Regions from separate parts of the Homo sapiens genome. Here region 2 is linked to region 1. A link is a contact called in ENCODE Hi-C data. All regions are on one chromosome and are shown on one strand. The core of a region is the stretch at or near the end of the contact, and the rest is flanking DNA. Distances in the headings are between cores, read along the strand shown.

Evidence for each region. A loop is a pair of places that touch in the nucleus more often than their neighbours do. Pooled maps may share reads with other maps.
Region 2: a loop to region 1 is called in a map of CD8-positive, alpha-beta T cell, with 20 times the contacts of the local background. The contact joins the promoter of CEP97 here to the promoter of TFG in region 1. A Hi-C loop is called at or near these places in 4 of 168 maps with a recorded cell type or tissue (B cell, CD8-positive, alpha-beta T cell and naive thymus-derived CD4-positive, alpha-beta T cell), 1 of 37 single-sample maps with no recorded cell type and 11 of 50 pooled maps.

Annotation. Positions count from the first base shown.
Region 1 is chr3:100,707,330-100,711,927 of GRCh38, reverse strand. It overlaps TFG (trafficking from ER to golgi regulator), which reads right to left and starts at 2,434. Exons shown (of 8, transcript NM_006070.6): 1 at 2,207-2,434. RefSeq lists enhancers at 1,084-1,974, 1,975-2,866 and a silencer at 2,108-2,337.
Region 2 is chr3:101,722,378-101,726,975 of GRCh38, reverse strand. CEP97 (centrosomal protein 97) reads right to left here and starts at 2,362. Exons shown (of 11, transcript NM_024548.4): 1 at 2,257-2,362; 2 at 240-382. The coding sequence starts at 2,299. RefSeq lists enhancers at 884-1,495, 1,667-1,736, 2,017-2,386, 4,523-4,582.

The sequences.
Region 1 (4,598 bases), core at 1,185-3,684:
CTTCGCCTTCTGCAATGCCTTCTGCAATGCTTTCGGTATTCAGGAACTACTTATTAAATACCTACTATGTGCCAACTCTAAAGTATAATTACTTCACCAAGATGGTAAATATTCCATCTTGCTTGCTCTGGCAGCCTAAGAGTAATAAAGACCTTTCAATAAATCAATGTATTTGTTACCTTCTCCTTCCTACAAGAAGTGTAAACCAGCAATAATGTAAAAGGAACCAGTGCTTAGCTTCAGTGAGCTGGTACTATCTATTCCCAGCAGCACCTAGAAAAGTGCCTGACATATAGAATTTAAAGACTTTGTTTAAATTTTTTAATTATGGGAGAAGAAAGCTGTAATATAGATCAGTTTTTACATCCGACCCCTCACACTGTACCTTCTTTATGTAGCTAGAAGTGACTTCCATCAGACACACTCCTAATTAAGAAAAAAATTCCAGCTTTGAAGATAATTGATGGTATGTCCTTCTGACTGGGGTACGGGTTTGTTGCCCAATTTCAATGGATTTAAAATTTGAGGGCCGGGCACGGTGGCTCACACCTGTAATCCCAGCACTTTGGGAGGCCGAGGCGGGCAGATCACGAGGTCAGGAGTCCAAGACCAGACCGATCAACAGGGTGAAACCCTGTCTCTACTAAAAATACAAAAATGAGCCAGTTGTCGTGGCGCACGCCTGTAATCCCAGATACTCAGGAGACTGAGGCAGGAGAATCGCTTGAACCCGGGAGGCGGAGGTTGCAGTGAGCTGGGGGATCACGCCACTGCACTACAGCCTGGGCGACAGAGCCAGACTCCGTCTCAAAAAAAAAAAAAAATTGAGTCACGTATACTTTCTATCTGCCGTGTTTACCTGCAAATTCACTTTTTGTGTTTCCTATTGACTGTAAACATCTTGTGGCCAGGAACCAGTGCTTCTTTCCTAAAGCTGTCGTTTGCTCTTGCAGTCATCTCCCCAGAGTAAACACAAAAGTATCTCAAAAGTAAGTGTGCAACAAAACTTTCCCTTCAAGGGGAAATCCCAACCCAACATTACTTCACATACAGAATTCTGGTACTCATTTTCTCTTCCAAAGTAGAGACTGGTATTAACTAGTTCCTAGAACTGCCAGTAGGAGCCCTACGACAAGCTCTTCTCCCATCTTGTCCTTGCCCCGCCCCCTCTGAAGTCCAGAAATGACTCGGCTTCTAACTTGTATAATATAACCCTCTACCAGGTACACTTTTCTCAGCACTGGGAATAATCTGACACGCCCAAGGTCATATAAAAAGCCTGCCTCCTGAACCAGGTTCTAGGTTCGGCGGACAAACTTCTGGTTCTACTACCTCTAAGGGTAAGACCCTGCTCAATTTCAGAGGCTGTGGCTTAAGCACCTCCTGAGGGGAGCAGTTTCCTTCAAGAAATACTAAGCCAAGTCAACCTGTAATTATTCTAAAGAATGCCAAGAGGCCTCAAACCCTGCCTCAAAGGCAGTGCAGCAAGACGGTAAAGATTCTCACTACTAGCTATGTGATCTTAAGTCCTCCAAGGCTCACTTTCATCACATTCGAAATGAAAACAACCATATCTGAATTTGGAGGAATCCTTGTGATGATTAAATGAGACAGTGCATCCAAAATACTTACTGTAGTGTCCAGCAAAGCAAACTCTTAAAGTTAGCTAGAATCATCACTATAAACCAGGCTGGGCCTCCAGCCGGCGCTTGATTAAGCGCTGACTTAGCCAAGGAACTAGGCTCCGATTCTATGACCCCAATCAACTTATTCCCGTAGGCGCCACTCCACACCCTTCCGAGCTCCTTCGGGTATTGGGCGCCGGCCGCCCCAAACCTCCCAAAGCCCCTCTCCTCTCAATCCAAACGCTTGGAGGCAGGCTGCACCAAGGCATTAGCTGGCGCACTCCCCTCCCGGAGCCCCCCAGGCGCGCCTCCTGGCCACCGCAGCCAGGGGTTGCCTCTCTCCCCTCCCCCTCCGCGACCTCCCTTCCCCTCCCCCCATGCAAGGCCCCGCCCGCCCTCCCCCCCGGCCTCGTCCTCCCTCCCACCCCCTCCTCCCTCCCACCCCCTCCTCCCTCCAGCCCCTTCCCACAGTGCCTCCGACCCCAGCTGCCGCGCGGTTCGAACGAGGCCCTCCCAGCGCCTCCTAGTCTCCCGGCCTCCTCGGACAGAGCGCCCGCAACCCCCGTCTCCAGTGGCCATACCGGCTTGCGGAGGCCGCGGCCGCCGCCTCTCCGCAGGTCTCCGCTGAATGGGCGGACGCGAGGCCACTGGACTGGGGCGTCGCGGGGAGGCGGTGGTCACGGCCCCCTCGGTTGCCCTTCGCGACCGCCGCACCTCGCTCGCAGGCTCGCGCGGGCCCCGGCCAATCGCGCTGACCCAACAAGCCTAGCGAGAACTTGGGCTCTGTACGTGGCAGGTGGGGGAAGAACAGAGGCGGGAGCAAGAAAAAAAAAAATGTCCTTTCGCCCCTCCTTATTGCGCGTGGACATACCCAGGACGCATGCGCGACGGCGCGAGGCGCAGGGCTGGCTGGGTCCCGGCTGCCTAGGCCGAAGAGTCCCTGCTTTCTCACTGGATGACGGGATTTAGGAAGCGTGAGCTGCCCCGATGCACGCATGCGCGGGGCGTGACCACGCACTTCCGGTTTTCTCGAAAGCGGGTATTTCCGTTTCTCGCCAATGGGCGGGGCGTAGTGCGCTGTTCTAAACTTTTTGAGAGTTGGTTGCAGTAGACGTCTGTCCAACTTTAAGTGGTTTTTGTCGTTATTGTTGACCATTGTAGTAACAGCTGAAAAAGAAAAAACCTTTTCTTCTATAAATCCATTCATTCATTATTGGGAGCCTATGCTTTGCCAAGCCCGGTTCTAGGAATGGGGGTGAATCATTTTGTGAGCAAGGAGTTTCCAATTAAGCAGGGAAGACCTACAGCGTTTATGAGCAAGGAAAATCTGTAACTGTGTAAAGGACAAAAGCTGGGAAATTAAGGCTAAAGATTCCTGAGTGATTTTTAGAGGATAAGGCATTTGAGTGTGTCCTACGTACTCTTCCCTTCTCCCTTACCTGTTCAAATAGAAATACAGTATGAGTAAGTAGGAATTTATAGCCAAGGGGTGGAAGTCGGTCAGTGGATGGAAAATTACTAAGAGGAAATATCAGGGGCAAGGGAGATTCTGGCTAAACCAACACAACAGGATTCTAGACGAAGATAGGCCAGGATAGCAGACATCACCTGGGGGTGGTGGAGGATGAGGAACCCCATCAAGGGTGAGGGATTCTCACTACACTGCCTTAACAAGGTTCTTTGCTGAAACTGAGTTTTACAAGAAGATGCACAGATGGTCCTAGGAGAAGGCCCAGGAGCCCGAAGTTTGGCCAAACGGAGAATGTTTGTCACTTCTAAGGTGGAGACTAAGCTGATAAATAAAGCATTTAGACCCTACCTGGTCTCCAGTTGTTTACCAGTTATAAAAGAAAAACTTAAGCTGAATTAAATTTAAAGGAGTTTAATTGAGCAGTGAACGATTTCACGAATTGGGCAGCCCCCAGAATCACAGCAGATTAAGAGACTCCAGCAGAGCCACGTGGTGGAAGATTTATAGACAAAAAAAGGGAAATGAGGTACAGAAATTGGCAGTGAAGTACAGAAACAGCTGGATTGGTTACAGGTTGGCGTTGGCCTTATTTGAACACTTAGCAGTCTATGAGTGATTGAAGTGTGGCGGCTGGAATTGGCCAAGACTCGCTTATTGTAAGAGACGCATACTTCTAAGTTAGGTTTTCAATCTTGTCTGTTAAGCTAGGTTACAGTTCATCCACAAGGATTCAAGTATAGATGTATGGAGTCCTTCTCAGGCCATATTTAGTTTGCTTTAACACCAGATACTCCTAAAGGACCTGGAGTAAATTCTGGTGTTTCAGGGTGAGAAGCTACGTTCTTTTACAACCATAAGTAGTGTGATCTTTTTCAGTTATAAGTCTCTGAAACTTCTGTTTGAGAGTGAAATAATGTAAGTTTACACTGTTCACTTCTGATTTGTATTTTCCAACAGTTGTATTGACCTTTGAGCAATTGTTTGCAGGGATAAGGGAGTGGAGTACTGCAGAAGAAATGAAAAACAGTTCCTAATTGCTCTCCAAAGAATGTTATTCATTGCTTATTTTTTAAAACTGAATAATACAGATTTGGGGAGATGCACTGCTGTCAGATAATAGTATTATGATGTCATTAAGATGGTTTGGGATGGGGTAAAACCACAACCATATGGCAAAGGTAAAATATTCCCTGAAGGAAGTGAATTATACTACTGTTATAGTAGTATATTTAAACTAAAAAGAGGTCAGATCCTGAGGCAGGAGATAAGGAGGTGAACCTTGGCCTATTATAAGGTGAAAAGAGTATCTGCTGAGGATCCCCAGTGAGGGGGCACTCAAGAGTCCTGCTACTGAGGAGAAATAAGCTGGTCCCTGTTACACTGTGGTCATCTGTACGCTAGGAAGAGAGGCACCCATAAGCTGGCCTTGTGGAAAAGCTGGAGCTCATGGAGCTCATGGACTCCGAAAGCAACTTGAGGCTCTTTATGTTGTAATTTCCCTC
Region 2 (4,598 bases), core at 1,113-3,612, 1.0 Mb before region 1:
TAGTAACACAGTATTTTGCAAAATAAAATGCTTCCTTTTCTTAACAATGCTTTTTTTTTCTAATCTACTCTCAATGTAGTACATGTATGTTCATCTTCAGAAGAAACTGTCATGTAAAAATTTAAGGCAACAATGACTGCTTGCTAGGGCTGCACAGTTACTTTTTGTCAGGTTATTTTATTGTTTTGTTTAATAATAAATTGATCCTATGTAACCATTTCCCAGATTGCAATACCTACCTGTATTAATCGTTTGCATTTCTCCAGATTTTCCAATTTAATAATCTGATTTTTATCCAGAATCAAAGTGTGAATATCAGCTTCACAGGGTAAATTTGGACCTAATTTCTGTAGTCCCTGTCCTGACCAATTGACCACTGATCCTTGAAAAGAAACGGAAATGTTAGAAAACACAAATAAAATAAAACATGTACAACAGCTAAGCATAGGGCTGGAATTATAAAATCTCTATACCATTTCAAGTTAAAGAACAGTAGAGCATAATAAATATCAACATTGTAAAATTAAAGCAATCTTGAGTTCTAAATGACCAGATTGAATTACTCATTTTTCTTCAGAAATATCAAATTAAAACTAGACGTGTGATATTCTCCTCAAGTTGCTAAGATATACTTTGAAAATTTTCACATTTAAATATGGACGATTACTTCCATTTGTTGTGCCTAAGTAATGATACTATTGTTTAAATGTTACTAAACTTTTGACTGCAATCCACCAGCTTACAGCCTAACTACCAATATATCCTAAAGTGCCCAAACTGTGATTTTGAAAATCAAAGTATAGTTCAACTAATTCTCCCATAAAATAGGATAATACACCCATTTCCCTAGCTTGATATGAGAATTAAAAGAGAAACCATATGAATAGTACTTAGCCCCGTTCCTGCCACCGGGCACTCAATAAGGCACTTTAGTATAACATAGACGTTCAAACCCTGGCTCCACCAATTAACCATTGTGGTATATTAGGCAAATTATTGATTTCTTTTGGGCTCCCTTTTCTACTCTGTAAAGTGGGGATAATACCTGCCTTATAAATGTAGTTCTACAGAGAAAATGAGATAATGTAAAAAAAAAAACAAAAAAAAAAAGGACTGAGAACATCGCCTGGGTCATACAAAGTGCTCTGTAAATGTTAACTGCTATTAACAGTTAAGTAGCCCTGGTGGGCTTGAGAGGTGTGGTTTAAGAAAAGCCGATCTCCAAAGAGGGCGGGGCCAGAGAAACGGCCAATTTCAAATTTACACCCAGATTAGGACTACTGCAGGAAATAATTATGCCAGATTGCTCTCCTGGAGGATTTCAACGTTTTCCCGTTGTCTAATGGCTCTTAGCATGTGAGGAGTCGTGAGCCCCTCTGAAAAATTGATGAAAGGGGTGTGCTGTCTCAGAAAAGTGCACAGCCTTTGTACACAATTCCAAGGGGTCGACAGAGAGGTCTGAGAACCATCCACCAACTCTTCCCCCAAGAATTTACAGCTCCCAGAAAATGCACTCCTGGTCTAAGCCATGAAGACGGGCCTCGACCCCTGGGCCCTGTCCCCGATTTAGAGGACTGACTGCTGCCAAGCCTCGGAGCTGTAACCAAAACAAAAGCAGCTCGCGTCCGGCGCCCCAAAGAGGTAGGTATCTTCAGGCCACAGAAGCACCCACACAGTCCTGTGCTCTACTGGGCAGCGACCAAACTCGATCCTAGGACCCGTGTGCAAGAACAAGGAGTACAGAACTGCGGGCTCTGGATCATCCCTTAGATTTTATCACGGCCACTGGCCACCTCCGAGGAAGGGTTCAAAGCCAGACTAGGCAGCGGTCTCTGAGGGAAGGTTTTCCTGATGGTTCCAGGAACCAAGAAGAGAGGGAGATGTGTGAAGCGAAAGAGGGAGATCCCAAACATTTCGCTTAGGCACCCATGACTCAAAGTAAATGGTCAAGAAAGGTCATCGCAGCCCGAAATCCACCGCCTCCTCAGCATCGGGAGCGCGGGAGCCAGGGCGCCGGGCCGCGCGAAGGCTTCTGGGGGCTGTAGTCCCCCGCTCGGCCCTCACCGCGACGCCGGAGAGCTGGGAACGGCAGGTGAACTACAACTCCCAGAGGGTAGCCCGCCTCCGCGACGACCACAGATCCGCATCAAAAGAACTGGTCCAGAACTGCACATCTAAACCTAGGTTTTCTGCTCTCCACTATTTAATTCAGCTCCGTGAAGTAAACCTTAGGACTCGGGGTAGGGATCGCCTTACCTTCTCCGGGAGGCAAAGCCGCGTCCACGCGCGCCACCGCCATATTTGCTGCTTGCTAATAATACCAGGCAACCGTCCTCCCGCGGCTCTGTGGAGCTTGTAATCTGAAGGAGGGAGCCGGAAACTATAACTCCCAGGATGCACGGCTCCCAGACGGCCCAATTGGCTGCTTACGCCTAATGATGTGAAGCTGGAGTTAGAATCTGAGGGTAGTGAGCTCAGGGACCCTGGCCCACTCGCTTATTTGACAGATGAGTCAACTGCGTTATTAGATGATCATTTCACTTCCTTGTCCAGGCGTTTGCGAAATTTGACACTTTTACCATCGGGATGATTGTAAGGAAGCTACTTAATGCAGACTGCATTTTACAACTCATTGCTGGAAGTCTCTGTGGGGGCTGCTCCATTCTTTTGATAATTGTGAATAAGTTGAAAGTTTTCAACTCCGCTATAGGAATGACCGATCTTGTTGAGATCATAAAAGTGGATACATTTTATTTGAAATTTTAGTTAAGTAAAAGTAAAGTATGCCGAAATAGAAACTTTTATACAGTATTTTTAAGTGATTGTTTGATTGTTCTTGAATATTTGACAAATCTTTTGACTTACGGGTATAAGTATGAACCAAGAACTTTTCCAGGGAGTATTCAAAATAACTTTAAAATATAATCTCCAGGCCGGGCGCAGTGGTTCACGTCTGTAATCCCAGCACTTTGGGAGGTCAACGCAGGCTGATCACCTGAGGTCGGGAATTCGAGACCCGCCTGGCCAACATGGAGAAACCCCGTCTGTAGTAAAAATACAAAAAAATTAGCCTGGCGTGGCGGCGCATGCCTGTAATCCCAGGTACTCGGGAGGCTGAGGCAGGAGAATCGCTTGAACCCGGGAGGCAGAGGTTGCAGTGAGCCGATATCATGCCACTGCACTCCAGCCTGGGCAACAAGAGCGAAACTATGTCTCAAAAATATATATATTTTATATAGATATTGCATATATTATAATTATATATAAATTATATATTATATATGTTATATATTTAGATATTATATATTATATGTTATATATTTAGATATTATATATTATATATGTTATATATTTAGATATTATATATTATATATGTTATATATTTAGATATATTATATATGTCATATATTTATATATTATATATTATATATGTTATATATTTAGATATTATATATTATATATGTCATATATTTAGATATTATATATTATATATGTTATATATTTAGATATTATATATTATATATGTTATATATTTAGATATATATGTTATATGTTATATATTTATATATTATATATGTTATACATTTATATATTATATATGTTATATATTTATATATTATATATTATATATGTTATATATTTATATATTATATATTATATATGTTATATATTTATATATTATATATTATATATGTTATATATTTATATATTATATATTATATATGTTATATATTTATATATTATATATGTTATATGTTATATATTATATATGTTATATATTTATATATTATATGTGTTATATATGTTATATATTATATATTATATATGTTATATATATTATATATTATATATTATATATGTTATATATTATATATTATATATGTTATAGATTTATATATTATATATTATATATGTTATATATTTATATATTATATATTATATATGTTATATATTTATATATAAATATAGATTATGTATATAAATATATTTTTATATAGTCTCCAAATTCAAGAAATACATTGCCTAGTTGGAAGAAAGCAGGCTCACACTTTTTTCTTTTTTTTTTTTTAGAGACAATTTTTTTTTGCCCAGGCTGGCCTTGAACTCCTGAGCTCAAGTGATCCTTCTGCCTCAGCCCGGCAAAGTGCTGGGATTACAAGCGTGAGCAACGGCGCCGAGCCTTCTTTTGATGCAACTATTATATGCTAAACGGTGTGATTGTGACTGAGCTCACTAATATTTCAGGGAATTGAGAAAGAAATAGAATCTGAAATCTTCAGTGAAGACTTGATGGAGGAAGTAAATGTACCCATCTTTTGATGGGTAGACTGAACAGTTAGTTCTAAAGTAAAAGGTGAAAAGACAGCACAGGCTGCAGGTGGTAACGAAGTTGTGCTCACAGGAAGTGAGAAACTAAACAGAGTATACAAAAAACTTCTGCTTTCTACTACCAGCTCTCCCACTTCCTCTTGCAACCTTTATTCTGAACTCCCCTCTTTCTGAAACAGCAATCTGCAAAGTCTGATCATTTTTGCTTGGGAAAATCTAGTAATTCATGCTTCTAGATTTCCAGGCACTGGATTCTCTGAGCATTCCCC